Linked DNA regions of Homo sapiens: all the other regions are linked to region 1. The links are chromatin loops, found by intact Hi-C in ENCODE. Cell type or tissue: ascending aorta. All regions are shown on one strand. Each heading gives the region's core, and the rest is flanking DNA. Links, peaks and the distances in the headings are about the cores only.

Evidence for each region. Hi-C counts contacts between places; a loop is a spot of excess contacts. Peaks named below come from ENCODE experiments on the same cell type or tissue, not always from the same donor. Only the 100,000 strongest peaks of a DNase experiment are listed, where the experiment ranks them.
Region 2: it touches region 1 in a loop (10-fold over the local background); 5 of 110 quality-filtered maps call a loop at or near these places.
Region 3: a loop joins it to region 1, with 4 times the contacts of the local background. A loop is called at or near these places in 2 of 110 quality-filtered maps.

The regions. Positions count from the first base shown.
Region 1 is chr11:45,839,302-45,847,191 of GRCh38, reverse strand. It overlaps a transcript of CRY2 not described here. Among named protein-coding and RNA genes, the nearest start is that of CRY2, 4.2 kb to the left of the region's middle. RefSeq lists enhancers at 57-106, 157-266. In ascending aorta, for the core only: a CTCF peak has its summit at 3,894 (motif pointing left); a DNase peak (open chromatin) is centred at 3,871; H3K4me3 peaks cover 900 bases.
Region 2 is chr11:45,664,589-45,668,272 of GRCh38, reverse strand. CHST1 (carbohydrate sulfotransferase 1) reads left to right here and starts at 2,651. Exons shown (of 4, transcript NM_003654.6): 1 at 2,651-3,095. In ascending aorta, for the core only: no CTCF peak of the experiment used is centred there; DNase peaks (open chromatin) are centred at 2,202 and 2,502; H3K4me3 peaks cover 1,317 bases; H3K27ac peaks cover 1,731 bases.
Region 3 is chr11:47,410,493-47,414,176 of GRCh38, reverse strand. It overlaps SLC39A13 (solute carrier family 39 member 13), which reads right to left. Exons shown (of 10, transcript NM_001128225.3): 3 at 2,138-2,251; 4 at 1,710-1,831; 5 at 670-777; 6 at 491-580. Among named protein-coding and RNA genes, the nearest start is that of SLC39A13-AS1, 3.1 kb to the right of the region's middle. RefSeq lists enhancers at 1-291, 3,463-3,684. In ascending aorta, for the core only: a CTCF peak has its summit at 1,839 (motif pointing right); a DNase peak (open chromatin) is centred at 1,828; H3K4me3 peaks cover 163 bases; H3K27ac peaks cover 1,775 bases.

The DNA.
Region 1 (7,890 bases), core at 2,549-5,048:
GGAGTAGGCCAAGTCTCAAGGGACAGCGGATCTCTTACCCACGTCCTGTTCAGGGCCTGCTTCTAGAAGAAGCTGCCTGGGCTGGTAGGGGTTGCTGTGACTACAGCCAGTGACTTGCAAGACTGACAGCTGACCTTCCTATTATCACCAACATCGTCACCATCACCATCTACATCATTCTACTACAGCTGCCATTTATTAAGTGCACTTTATATGGCAAGAGACATGATCATCTCCTTACGTAGACGGTCTCATTTACTATTCTCAACTCAGCCCAGTTACATTCATTTAGCGAACCCCAGTGAAAAAGCTGCTGTTGTTTTCGTTTCACAGATGAAGAAAACGGAGGGTGCCGCAGGTTGAGTGACTTATTCAATATCATAAAGCTGCTAAGAGGATTTCACCCAGATTATTCTGATTTCGAAATTTCTGCTTTTATCCACGAAGCTATACTTCTCTTTGTGCGAAGATCCTTGGTAATTCCAAGTGGCAGAGTCTAAGGACGGGGAAGGAGTGCCCTAATATGCAGCAGTAGAGGATTTGGGAGTAAGGACTGGGAATGTGGGGGACTTGAATTGAGATAGTAATTATGCCATCAGATGAATTTATTTTCTTTTAGTCTGTTTAGTAGATCCAGTGTGTGCAAAGCACTGTACTGGATTCCGGGTAGGGTTCAGAGATGTGGAGGACACTGTCCCCATTCTTCTGGGACGCCAGGTGGAACCCTCTTGGGCTAAGACGGCTTAGTCAAGCTGCAGCTTTGGGGTTATCAGGTGGAAAACAGTCTGTTTCAACTTGACCCTAGGTTGAGCCCATGCTTGGAACCCTTCCTGGACCTGGGACAGAGTGATGAAAGCATTTAGTAATTTAGTCTGCAATTTAGTGGCATTAATTGGCACCACTCTCTAAACCAGTGTCACTGCAATCCTAGGCATTCTCTGTCATTTCCAGGGCTTTTCACGAGCTGTTCCAGCAGTCTAGATCACACTCCCTCTTCCATCTTTGTTTCTAACTCCAGTTTGCTCTGTATCATTGTTCAGTATAGATGTCACCTTCTTGCTGTCTGATCCCAACCTGAATAGTGCCCCATCTTATTCTGTGCTTCTTTTTGGTCACTTGTCTTGGCACACAATACTGAAATTTCTTGCTTAAAAGTCTTTCTGCCCCATTAGAGTATAAACTCCTGGAGAGCAGGGGCTGTGGCTTATTTACATACAGTTGTATGTCTGAAGTCTAGCTCAGGGCTTGGCACCTAACGCTCAAGGATTATTTGAGTAAAAATTGAACTAGAGTCTCATATTGGCAGGCTCTTAAAGGTTTATCCTAGTCCGCTTACCTGACCCTTTCCTTATTTTTGAATTTCCTTTCCAAATTCTTGCTGAATAAATCGATGCAATCTTTCATTACTTTTATTTTAAGGTTTTGTGTTCCCCCTCTCCTATGCCCTCTTCTCTCCACAAGGTTGGTGCTTTGCTAGGAATGAAACAGAGTGTAAGGAGGTGGTTCTCCCTTAACCTCAGAGATGGGTCCTCTTCCCTTTTTCTCCTCTAAATTCCCATAATGCTATATCTGTATTCCGTGAACCCTGTGAGGCAGGGACTGTGCTTGTCTTACTTTTCAGTGTCTTCTCAGCTGGTACTCTGGTACCTAACATATAGTAGGTGCTCAAAAAACATTTGTTGAATGATCAAAAGTCACTTCCCTCCCCTCCCCTCGCTCTCTTATTAAGCTATCATGAGAGGCAGTGTGATGTAATGGTTAAACCTGAGGCTTTGCACATTGGAGTTGCTGAGTTCAAATTCTAGTTCTGCTTTTATTCTCTGTGACCTTGGATAAGCTAGTTAACCTCTCTGTTCCTCACTTTCTTAATCTTTGCAATAGGGTGATAATAGCACTTAGGATATAGTAAGCATTTGTACTGTGTCAGCTACTGTTATTCTGAACAGCAGGACCTGTGTCTGGTTTTGTCTTCCTTGTAATGCTCAGCCCTGGGTCTTACATGTAATGTGGGCTCCATAAGTTGCTGACTACATAAAATATTTTACTTATTTTTTTAAAGTCCTTGAAATTTTGCCAATAATGAAAAAACAAGTAATCAACCTCAGTTCCCAAAACCTAACAAATCAATTATTTCTTATCTTCATGTTGCCTTCTAGACTTTGTCCACAAACATTTAAGTTTTAAAACTTTAATCAAAGCAGAGGTTCAGTGCTCCCTGGGTTGTGTTTTTTTTTTTTTTTTTGTTTGTTTTTTTTTTTTTAATTTGAGATGGAGTCTTGCTCTGTCACCCAGGCTGGAGTGCAGTGGCGTGATCTCAGCTCACTGCAACCTCTGCCTCCTGGGCTCAAGCAATTCTCGTGCATCAGCCTCCCAAGTAGCTGGGAGTATAGGTGGCAGCCACCACGCTGGGCTAATTTTTGTATTTTTAGTAGAGTCAGGGTTTCACCATATTGATCAGGCTGGTCTTGAACTCCTGACCTCAGGCAATCCACCTGCCTTGGCCTCTCAAAGTGCTGGGATTACAGGTGTGAGCCACCGACCGTGTCCAGCCTGTTCTTTTTTTTTTTTTTTTTTTTTTTGAGACAGGGTCTTGTTCTGTCACCCAAGCTGGAGTGCAGTGCTGTGACCCTAGTTCAATACATTTTCAAACTCCTGGGCTCAAGGGATCCTCCTGCCTCAGCCTCCTGAGTAGCTAGGACTACAGGCACACACTACCATGCCCAGCTAATTTAAAAAACATTTTTTTCTTGGTAAAAACAGGGGTCTTGCTATGTTGCCCAGGCTGGTCTTGAAGCAATCAACTCCTAGCCTCAATCGATCCTCCCTCTTTGGGCTCCCAAAGTGCTGGGATTATAGGCATGAGCCATTGCACCCGGCCCAGCTTTTTTAAAACTTAAAATATTAAGCATGTTGTATATTGCTGCATCATTACTTTTGTGTTTTTTTGTGGTTTGTGTTGTCAAGTTGATAAAGATGAACTATTAATACTTCATTGAATAATTGCATATTGCTTCAGTATATTAACAGTGTAACATTCAAGAATCGGGAAGTAGGGTGGGTGCGGTGGCTCACGCCTGTAATCCCAGCACTTTGGGAGGCCGAGGCAGGAGGATCATTTGAGGTCAGGAATTGATTGGCCAACATGGTGAAGCCCCGTCTCTACTAAAAATACAAAAAGTAGCCAGGTGTGGTGGCGCGTGCCTGTAATCCCAGCTACTCAGGAGGCTGAGGCAGCAGAATTACTTGAACCCGGGAGGTGGAGATTACAGTGAACCAAGATCACGCCACCAGACTTCAGTCTGAGTGACGAAGTGAGACTTCGGAAAAAAAAAAAAAAGAATCGGGAAGTAAATCTGACACTAGATAGAATACTAGAGTGCAAAGTCCACTTTGGGTTTTTACACTTTAAAAGGGACACAGAGAAATTGGACAGAGACCAAAGAAACCTGTACATTGCTAAGGAAGTGAAATGTAATGGGGTACTATTGTCTCTTCGAGAGAAATAAAAGCTAATTTTTGATCTCATAATAATGCACTCTAGTGTACACCTTGTAAAAAGTACCTCCAAAGAGTGGTTGTCATGAGGATGCCAAACAACCTAGTTTACACTAGGAAGAGTGAAAGATTGGAGAGACTTAGGATAAGGTGCTTTAAGGATGAGATGAATTAGCCAGGAACTGAGTGGCGTCTTTCTCCCCCGAAGATACTTACGCAGATAGATCAGTCCTGTTTTGTCTCTTTTTGTTAATGTCCTGCATGGAGACTGGATTAGACAACTTTCTACTTTGGCTTTGAACTGCGCTTTGGGTAAATATTTGATGATTGGCTGAAGGTAACCAGGCGCGGCGGGAGGGAAGTCCCCGGCCAGTTTAAGTTATCCGCGCCCTCTAGTGGTAGGACTGGGACAGCGGCGGTTCGGTTTGCGGCTGGGCGGGGAACACCAGGACCAATCCAGGGTGCAGAGGTGGCATGCCTGTTCCCAAGGCTTCACGCAAAAGCCTATTTTGATGTAGTGACGTAAAATGTTTGTTCTTGGAACTGTTAAGCTTGAGAAGCAGTAAAGCTTATTGAGAGCACAGACCGTAAAACTAAACTCCCTGGGTTCCATTTCCAGATCTGACATTAACTAGCAAATTACTTAATTGGGCGAGCTAATTAACCTCTCTGTGCCTTAGTTTCCTCATTTGTAAAATGGGGATGATGATACTTATAATAAAAGTACAATATGAAATTAGGGAAAGGTCAATAGACTAATAAGTCAGAATTGAGAATCCAGAAACAGGTCCACATGAATCTGGACATTTTATTCACGACAAAGATGTCTCCGTAAAGAAGTGGGGAAAGTAATGGGTCAATCAGGTATTCCATTGTAAAAAAGTGAAACTTGACTCCATCTCACAACATACAAATCAATTCCAGATAGATTATATGCTTAATGTGAGGGGTAAAACGATAAAGCTTTAAGAAGATTGTATTGGAGAATATCTTCGCAACCTTGGGGGAAGACAAACATTTCTTGAAAAAGACATGAAAAGCACTAACCATTAAAGAAAATGTTGATGAGTTGGACTGTGTTAAAATTAGGAACTGTTAATCAAAAAACATTATTCGGAGAGTGAAAAGGCAAACCATAGAATGAGAAAAGATACTTACATAATATTTATAATTCTTAAAGAGCTCAAATCCAGAATATGTCAACAGCCCTTAGAAATCATAATAATAAAAAAAGATAGGCAATCCAATTTGAAACTAGGCCAGAGACTTGAATAGGCACTTTCTGTAGAGTCCTAATTAGGCAAAAGGAGTCAGACTGGTGGGATTGAAGGAAAGCAAAAAGAAAAAGCAGATAAACTGTAAGTCTACCTTTCTTTGTGGCCCAGGACACATAGCCCTCCTGTGCAAATAACTCACAATCTTCCTGTGCCCAGCTATCACCAGTCCCTTGGCTGATAGCTGACTGCAACCTTGGCATTATCAGCACTGCACAAAGCCCTCTTCAGTACACAGCACAAGCACCATCCTATAAAATCCCCAGCAAGCCTTTGTCTCTTTGTAGTCAGCTCCTCTCTTGCTGACCTGCCCATTGTACCCTTGCAATGTCTTTTCATACTTTCTCTAATAAATCTGCCTTTCTTTACCTACAACTGTCCTCGTAAATTCTTTTTACTGCCTGCACAACACTGGCCCCAGATAGTGGCTACCTGCGACACTTTCCACACACCCCCGCCCCAAAGGATGGATATTTAAGTGGGCAATGAACACATGAAAAGGTACTCACCTTCATTAGCTCATTAGGGAGCTACAAATTAAAACCACAATGAGGTACCACTATAGGCCCGCAAGAATGAATAAAGTTAAAAGGATTGATAAAACCAAGTGTTTGGGAGGATGTGAGCAATTAAAATACACTGCTGTTGGGAGTGTAAATTGATACAACCACTTTAAAAAAGTGTCTGTTATATATTAAATTCGAAAAGCCAAATACCTTACAAATCATGAACGATATATTCTATGACCCAGCAGTTTCACTCCTAGCATATACTTAACAGAAATCCGTGCACATGTGCACCAAAAGACATGTGCAAGAATGTTCATAGCAGTATTATTAGTAATAATAATAAATCAGGGATAACTCAAATGTCCATTAGACAAAGAATAGCTAAAAAATTGTGCTGTATTCAAACTTAGGAATACCATACAAAAAACCTACAGTTACAGGCAGCAGTAACATGGGTGATTCTCACAAACTTAATATCAACTGAAAGAAGTCAGAAACCAAAGAAAATATTTATATAAGTGATATGTTTGGCTCTGTGTCCCCACTCAAATCTCATGTTGAATTATTATCTTCAGTATTGGAGGGACCTGATGGGAGGTGATTGGATCATTGGATCATGGGGGCGGATTTCCCCCTTGCGGTTCTGGTGATAGTGAGTTCTCACAAGATCTGGGGTTTTTTTTTTTTTTTTAATTTTTACGGAGACGGAGTCTGGCTTTGCTGCCCATGCTGGAGTGCAGTGGTGCAATCTCGGCTCACTGCAAGCTCCGCCTCCCGGGTTCACGCACGCCATCCTCCTGCCTCGGGACTACAGGTGTCCACCACCACGACCGGCTAATTTTTTGTATTTTTGGTAGAAACGGGGTTTCACCGTGTTAACCAGGATGGTCTCGATCTTCTGACCTCGTGATCCACCCGCCTCAGCCTCCCAAAGTGCTGGGATTACAGGCGTGAGCCGCCGCGCCCGGCCCAAGATCTGGTTGTTTAAAAGTGTGTAGCACTTCCTCCTTCGTTCTCTCTCTCTCCTGCACCCATGTGAAAATGTGCTTGCTTCCCATTCGCCTTTCCGCCATGACTATAAGTCTCCTGAGGCTTCCCCAGCCCTGCCTCCTGCACAGCGTGTGGAACTGTGAGTCAATTAAACCTCTTTTCTTTATAAATTACCCACTCCCAGGCAGTTCTTTACAGTGGTGTGAGGACAGAAAAACACAATATGTATATATCCACTACATAAAGTTCGCAATCCGACAAAACTAATGTGTGAATAGCCAAAGAAGTAGAAACAACCCAAATGACTATCTTCTGATGAATGAGTAAATAAAATGTCTCTGTATGCAATGGAATATCATTTGGCAATAAAAAGGGAGTGTTGGCCGAGCGCAGTGGCTCACGCTTGTAATCCCAGCACTTTGGGAGGCCGAGGTGGGCAGATCGCCAGGTCAGAATTTCGAGACCAGCCTGGCCAACATGGCGAAACCCCATCTCTACAAAAAATACAAAACTTAGCCGGGCATGGTGGCGGGCGCCTGTAATCCCAGCTATTCGGGAGGCTGAGTCAGGAGAATCGCTTGAACCCAGGAGGTGGAGGTTGCAGTGAGCTGAGATTGTGCCATTGTACTCCAGCCTGGGCGACAAAAGCAAGACCCTATCTCAAAAAAAAAAAAAAAAAAAAAAAAAGGGGTGTTGTGTTGATACACATACCAACATTGATGAACCTTGAAAACATTATGTTAAGTGATAGAAGCCAGTTACAAAATACCACATATTGTATTATAGAATTCCATTTATATGAAATGTCCAGAATAGGCAAATCCATAGAGACAGAAATTGGTTTTCTAGGGCTAGGAGGGCTGGGGGTGAGGAAAATGAGGAGTAAACACTAATGGGATGATGAAAATGTTCTAAAACTGATTGTGATGATGGTTGTACAACTCTGTGAATATACTAAAAACCATTGAAGTGTGCTTACTTTTAATAGGTGAATTGTATGTTATGTGAATTATTTTAACAAAGATATTATTAAAAAACTTACAGACTGTTATTAATATAAATAAAAAATAAAATAAGCCTCAGAACCAGAACGGGACTTTTATTATTATTTTTTTAAGACAAGGTCTCAGGCCAGGCACAGTGGCTCACGCCTGTAATCCCAGCGCTTTGGGAGGCTGAGGCGGGTGGATCACCTGAGGTCAGGAGTTCGAGACCAGCCTGGCCAAAATGGTGAAACCCCGTCTCTACAAAAAAACAAAAATTAGCCAGGCATGATGGCTCATGCCTGTAGTTCTAGCTACTCAGGAGGCTGAGGCATGAGAATCACTTGCACCCAAGAGGCAGAGGTTGCAGTAAGCCAAGATCACACCACTGCACTTCAGCCTGGGCAACAAAGTGAGGCTTGGTCTCAAAAACAAACAAATAAACAAGAAAAGGCAAGGTCTTGCTCTGTCGCCCAGGCTGGAGTATACATGTCATGGCTCACCACAGCCTCAACCTCCCACGCTCAAGCCATCCACCCACCTCAGCCTCGCAAGTAGCTAGGCCTGCAGGCACGTGCCGCCACACCCTGCTAGTGTTTGTATTTTTTCATAGAGATGGGGTTTCTCCATATTGTCCAG
Region 2 (3,684 bases), core at 806-3,305, 180 kb after region 1:
CAAACATTAGCCACTAATATTAATCTCCCTCCTGTCCCATAAATGAGCCCACCCAGCTGCTGTTTCCTTTCACAGGCTCTCCTGCTCTTCTGCCTTTTTACATTCCAACCATCTCTTAAGCCTCAGTTCAACTCTCTCCTCCTCCAGGAAGCCCTCCCTGAATGGCCCTCCAAGGGTCCACCTCCCTCTGACTTCCAAGGCTAAATTTTTTTGTATTTGATTGTATTTGTAGTGACTTTTCTTTGCTGCTTCATTGTGTAGGATCCAAACTCCTTGAGCACAAGCCCTTTGCTTCTGTTTCCCCCTCCCCCTTTTCCCCACGGCACCTGTCACAGTGCAATCCACACCATAGGCACTCCTAAAACACCCATGTTTGTCAAGTGGGGGATTCCAGGAAATGGGAGACAGAATCCTAGTGTTTCTGAGAGCGGGTCTTTTGTCTATTTTTAGAGTTTAAATGTTCTTCAAAAATTTCCCAAATTCCACTCTGTCTTTACATTACAACCACACCAATCTTTTCATGTCAGCCAGATGTACTTTTCCCTCCTCTCTACCCGAAATACACCAGAATTTGAAAAATGAGGCGCTGGATCTGGTAGTGCAAGATAGAGAAAGCTTTCTCTAAACCCTGACTATTCTCGTCAGCCTGAAAACTTGGGGAGGGATTAACTCTGGGTGAAAAGGAAGGTTCTGATGGCTCAGCCCAAGGCTATTAGAGCTTGGTTTTTTATAGAGGGACAGTCACGATTTGGAAACATGAAGTCTTAGCTTTTGGAAGGTCAGCACCACTCTTGTTAGGCATCTCAGTACGCTGCCACTCCCTGGGTGGGGGTGGGGAGGGGGAAGGCAGGTGGAGAAACAGACTTGGTAGCCTTGGAGTCAGGACTGAGGACTGACTCTGCCATCCCAGGTGCTGTGGCTACAGGAATGCGCACTGGAAGGTGCTGTTAGCCCCTCCAGCTTGATGGGGGTGGAGATGGGGGAGAGGAGTTTATAGTTATGAGTTTGCAATTGTGACCAAGATAAATGACCATTTGGTCTAGTGGGACCCTTGGGGCAAGGGCCTTCATACCATCTGCTCTGGGTGGAGAGAGGGAGACCTTCTTGATGACCCGAGAGCCCAGTCCTCCAGGGAAGTGCAGCTGTCATGTTCTCCTCTTGGCGAGTGAGTGAATGTTTGTTCCTGGCTACCCTGAACGCAACAATGTGCAATTATTAAGTACTCACCCCCTTGCCAGACACTGCTGAATGCTCTACACACATTACCATCCAGTGTTCACAACACCCCTACAGGGTGAGGATCAGTACCTCTGTCTTCTGGATGAGGAAACTGAGCCGCAGAGAGGCTGATCACTCACACAAAGTCACCCAGCAAACACACAGCAGGTTCCTCTGACCCAGGAAACTGCTGTGCTAACCATTCTGCTGTGCTTCACTGTGTGGGATGGAGGCAGCAGCTGCTTGCCCATACATCGGGGACGAGGCTTTCCCAGAATGCCTGGAGTTTTCAAGCCATCCACTGCTCTCTGCGCCCCAGTCCAGGAGTGATGGAGAGCTATAGTCGGGAATCAGAGATTCCAGGTGGAGATGAAGGCTGACTGTTCCTCTGCTTCAGAAATAACCATTTGGTCAGAACTGAGGAGCATCAGAGGTTCAGCCAGACAAAGCACCTTCCTAGTCTCCAGATGAGGAAACAGGCCACTGGGGTGGGCAGCCTCAGTCATGTCAGATGTGGTGGCAGAGCTGGGACTCCTGGCCGTCCTCTCCAGCCCAGGGGCCACTGATCACATGATATTGCTCTGCTCATGCACCCTGCTTCTCCTCCACTCCACTCTGAGAGGTTCATCAACCAGTCCCTGGTGCCCATGAAGGCCAGGCCTGTGGAAGATGCTCAGTCAATATTTGTGCAGAGGATACAGGCCCAAGGTGCTCGGCTGGCCAGCTCTGTCCCCATCCCTCATCCATAAAAGCAGTGGTGGCTCCAGATTGCCACCTAGAAAGCCAGGGGCAGTCTGGTAGGAAGAAGGTGGGCAGTGTGGAGGAGCGGCCTAGAAGACGGTCAGCCAGCAAACCCACTCTAAGGTCCCATTAAGACACCCCCTGACCCTGCCCAAGAGGGACAACTGCAGCGGGGACAAATGATTCATCCCCACACTTGAGAAGCAGAGGGGCGGGGAAGGAGGAAAGGCTAGGGGTGTGTGTCAGGGTATTGCACACAGAGATGGTTGGCTTCAGTTCTGGGTTCTGAAGTCCCTCTGTGCCGCTGGCTGGGCAAGAGGTAAAGGACAGCTGGGCCAGGGGCCAGGCTGGGACTCCAGCAGGACTTCCGCGGCGAGGGGCGCTGGGGGGGCGAAAGGCTTTGGCGGCCCGGCCAGCAGCGCCCTCGGGGGTAAGGGGAAGGGAGGCTACGCGGAGAGGTGCCAGAGACAGCCGGTGCCCTTGCCCGCCGGCCGCCCGAAGTCCGGGTGGTGGGCGTGGCTGCCCCCGGCGGGTGGGTGGGGGCGGGCTCCGGAGCCTGGCTGCGGAGTGGGTGTCCAGGGCGCTCGCGGCTGGGGCGGCGCGGGGGGCGGGAAGGCGCGCGCCGAAGGGGTGGGGAGGAGAAGGGGCGGGCGGCTCGGGGGTGGAGCCGGGACCGCAGCGCCTGCCGCTCGCTCGGAGCTGTAGCCGCCGCTGCCGCCGCTGCTCTTGGCTCGGGGACGCGGGCGGGCGCTCCGAGAGGCTCTGGTGCCTGCGGCTGCTGCTCTCCTCCGGCGCCCGGGGCTGCGGCGCTCCGGGTCCCGGCCCCTGTCCCGGCATCTCTCGGGTCCCTGAGCCCCGGCCCCGGGTCCCGCGTCCGGCCGGAGAGAACGCACTCAGCTGCTCGAGCCGCCCCGGGCTCGCGCCCCCGGGCCATGAAGAGGGGCCCGTGAGGCGCGCGCGGAGTCGGAGGAAGAGGAGGGAGGAGGGAGGCCGAGGAGGAGGGCGCGGGAGGCGGAGGATGCCGCCGCGGCTGCTGCCGCCGCCGCCACCCGCGGGTCCCCGGCGACCCTGACTCCAGACCCGAGGATGGAGCCGGCGCTGGGCGCTGCAGCTGCTCCCGGCGCGTCCCCGACCAGGTATTGGCCGGGCCCCGCGGGCTCCGGGGCGGGCGGGAGCGGACACTCCGCCGCAGCAGCCGGGAGGGGCGCGGGCGCGGTGGGAGACGCCCCTCCGCTCGGGGACAGCAGCTACCGGCGGTGAGCGGAGGGGTGGCGGCGGCGAGGAACGGCGGCGTGTTGGGCGCAGGAAGGGGCTGCCGGGGCTGGTGGCCGGTGAGCGCCGCGATCACCTCAGCCCTCCCTGCCCCCATTCGAGGAGGGCAGCAAACTTGAGACGCGCGGTGGCCCCCGAGGCGCTTGGCTCCCCTCCGCTGCGGAGCGCACTCAGGGGCTGCTCCGGGCTCACCGTCCCACGACCCGCCTGGCTCGGGTCTGCGGAGGCGCCTTGAGACCCTGAGGTCCCCGCGCCCGCACCAACTTTCCAAACCCAGCTGCACCCGGAGGCGGGGGCGCCGCTCCCTGCTTCCTGCTCCCAGCCCTGGCCCGGCCTCCGCACCCAGACCGCTGCGATGAGCTGGGCCCCTGTGGGGCCGGAGCCGCCGGATGGTGCAGAGCCCACCACGGAAAGCCGGAACAACCCTCCCGCTCTTCTCTGGGTAGGACCCGG
Region 3 (3,684 bases), core at 806-3,305, 1.6 Mb before region 1:
CCAGGGGAGCAGGCCCAGGAACCAAATTTAGATGAGGAGGTCAGCAAAGGCCTGGTGGAGGAGTCCATGTAAGTCGAGGCCCCAAGGATGAGTCGTCAGCCGCTCGAAGCGTGGGCGGGAGAACATTCCAGGCAGGGGGAACAGTGTGAGGTGGGAAAGATCTCGGCCAGCTGCAGAGTAGGCTGCCTCTGGGCCAGAGGCCAGAGGCCAGAGGGAGGAGGTAGAGGAAGAAGCATCTAGGAGCAGGCAGGGGCCACGCCTAGCAGCTTGACAGAGGCACCCAACAAGGAGTACTGGGAACAGGAACAGACCAGGGGCTCAGGATCAGAGAACAGTGGCGGCCAGGACAGCAGCAGGGAGGATGGGGGATGAGAGCCTTAGATGAGGGCGCTGGCAATGGAGGGGCAAGAAGCAGAGACTCCAGACACAGGTGGAATCCACATGGCTGCCACTGGAATCGCCAGAGCCCCACTGGCCCCAAGCCCCTCACCTTCTTGCTCACAAGGAAGCTGGCAGCCACAGCCAGCCCGTGGGTGAAGTTATCGATGGTGTTGGCCAGCAGGTTGAGGTAGCCGCTGACCTGGGAAGGAGGGAAGGCAGGAGGCAGGGCTGAGTGGGGCTGGCCACTCAGGGCAGTACGGCTGCAGGGGCCCTGAGCAGGCCACTCACTTTGATGCTCCGGACCACGGCACCGAGGCCGGGCTCTGCAGCCGGCTGGGCCAGACAGTGGCCTCCATTGAGCGCGGCGGCAGCAGCAGTGGGGTCTTTGTTGGGGGCCTAGGGCCAGGAGAAGGAGGGAGAGGTGACATTAGATGCCCCCCACTCAGCCAGGGCAGACAGAAGGGGAGAGAGATGGAGAAAGAGAGACGGGGGCTGGGTGCAGTGGCTCATGCCTGTAATCCCAGCACTTTGGGAGCCCAAGGCAGATGGATCACCTGAGGTCAGGAGTTCGAGACCAGCCTGGCCAACATGGTGAAACCCCACCTCTACTAAAAATACAAAAATTAGCTGGGCGTGGTCCCAGCTACTTGGGAGGCTGAGGCAGAAGAATTGCTTGAACCTGGGAGGTGAAAGCTGTAGTGAGCCGAGATCGCGCCACTGCACTCCAGCCTGGGTGACAGAGCGAGACTCTTCTCAAAAAAATAATAATAATAATTGGGAGGCTGAGGTGGGTGGATCAAGAAGTCAAGAGATCGAGACCATCCTGGACAACATGGTGAAACCCCGTCTCCACTAAAAATACAAAAGTTAGCTGGGCATGGTGGCGCGCACCTGTGGTCCCAGCTACTCGGGAGGCTGAGGCAGGAGAATCGCTTGAACCCGGGAGGCAGAGGTTGCCGTGAGCCACGATCGTGCCACTGCACTTCAGCCTGGGTGACAGAGCGAGACTCCGTCTCAAAAAAAAAAAAAAAAAAAAAGATAGGAACCCCTGTTTTTTCTAGCTAGAATCCTCTGCTGCTATATCAGTTGGGTGCCCCCAAACTCAACAAACCCTCCCCAACTGCTGTCACCATCAGGCTACCAGAACAAGCTACATCAGGGGCTAATGGTGTCAGTCCCAAAGAAGGTGGCCCAACCTCCCGCAGCTCCCAGGAGAGGGCCAGGAGACCCCTCTTTTCAGGGCTCAACTCAGACCCTGGGCCTCCAGGCCCCGGGCACTACCACAGAACAGAGGCTGATATATCCAGGCCCTTGAGTGTGGGGCCCACCTGGCTGGTCCCCTCCTCCTTGCTGTCCAGGAACATCTTCTCCAACGCCAGGAAGGTCAGGATGCCAGCAATGACCCACAGCCCCAGCTGTTGCTGCTGCTGCAGGCTCTGCCCCTCACCACCTGCAGGGGGCGGCAATGCCAGGCCAGGCCAGGCCAAGCCAAGCCAGGGCCATAGGAGGGGGCCATTTGGAATGGGATCTCATCCAGGGCACCAGGGCAGTGACAAGGGTGGGTTGGGCAGCTGGGGCCCAGAACTCCCACTGGGACCAGGGCCCAGAGACCAGGACAATGACCCTCCCTCCCTCCCAGGCAAGCTCCTGCCAGAAACCCAGAATCCCTCTCCTGGTCATCCTGGCCATCCCTGGGCGTGGGCACCAGGCCCCCACTCCTGGCACTGTCTTGCCCCTGGCGTGTGGCCTCACTTACCAGGGCTGGCGCTGCACGTGTAGGCCCAGGCTTCGGGCAGCAGATGCAGAAACACATTGCCCAAGAGTCCCCCCAGGGCGAAGCTGAGCAGCTGCTTCAGGCGCCAGGCCCCAGCTACAAGGGAGAGATGCGGGGTCTGGGGGCTGACTGGCTGGAGCTCCTGGCCTGACCTTCATCCCACCCCACTCACTGGGCTCTTTCTGGGCCTGCAAGGCTGGATATGGGTGGCTGCTCTTCCTGGGTCCCCCACCTCACAGCAGAAACACCACACCCTGCCAAATGCCCACAGGGCCACCACCATGTCATGGTGAAGAGCTGACAGGTCCCAGCTCCCAACCCACTAGCTGGTGACCTTGGCAGATGACTTTGGAGACTCGGTTTCTCCATCTGTAAATTGGGTCTTATGGGAATTATTATTTTATCTTGTTTTGTTTTGAGATGGAGTCTCGCTCTGTTGCCCAGGCTGGAGTGCAGTGGCGTGATCTTGGTTCACTGCAACCTCCATCTCCCAGGTTCAAGCGACTCTCCTGCCTCAGCCTCCTGAGTAGCTGGGATTACAGGTGTGTGCCACCACATCCGGCTAATTTTTGTATTTTTGGTAGAGACGGGGTTTCATCATGTTGGCCAGGCTGGTCTCGAACTCCTGACCTCAGGTGATCTGCCCACCTCAGCCTCCCAAACTGCTGAGATTACAGCTGTGAGCCTTTTATGGGCTCTTATGGGAATTAAATGACAATATGTACAGCAAGTGCTCATTACGTGGGAATTTTTCTCTTCTCAGCTGCTGTCACTCTCAGAAAAGTGGCAGAGATTTGGGGACTTGCAGCATCCAGGGTTGGAAGTCGCCTGCCTGAAAGCCATGTCCAACCCTTTGGCTTGATAGAGAAACTGAGGCCTAGAGGACAGAGGCAGCTGGGTTTGGGGTGGGATCCCAGGGGAAACTGCTATTTCCTGGCTGGGTGACCTTGGACTGGTCAAAGAACCTCTCTGTGCCTGTGCATCCCCACTTGTAAAATGGAACTAATAATCCAGGTGCTCCCTGCACTGACCCCGCAGGGCTGCTCTGAGGGTTGAGCACAGGCCTGACCATGGCCCAAGCAGGGCTCTATTCACAGCTGTGGCACCGCCCTCAGCCCAGTGCCTGGCACAGAGCTGCTGGGTAACCATCTGGTAAGTGAATGGTTCCTGAGCATCCAGCTGGCAGCACCAGCCCCTGGGATGCTCGTTTCTAACAGATTCCCAGGGCCTTGGTCCACCCCTCTTAGGTGGGGGATAGGCACGTGCATTCTTAGCAGCTCCCTAGAGCTCTCCTGCGTGTTTTGTTACAACATGTTATTTGTGAACGGGCAGTACATGCTCATGGTACAAAAGGGTAGTCAGGACAAAGCTCCCACCCGTGCCCACATCCCCATCTCCTAGACCCCCTCCCCAGGGGCAGGCCCTGCTACCAGGTGCTCATAGCTTCCTGGGGAAGCCAGAGCCAGCCGCCCCTGGCTAGATAGCTCCTACAGGACCAAGGGGAGAAGTTCTATTCTATCCTCTCCCTC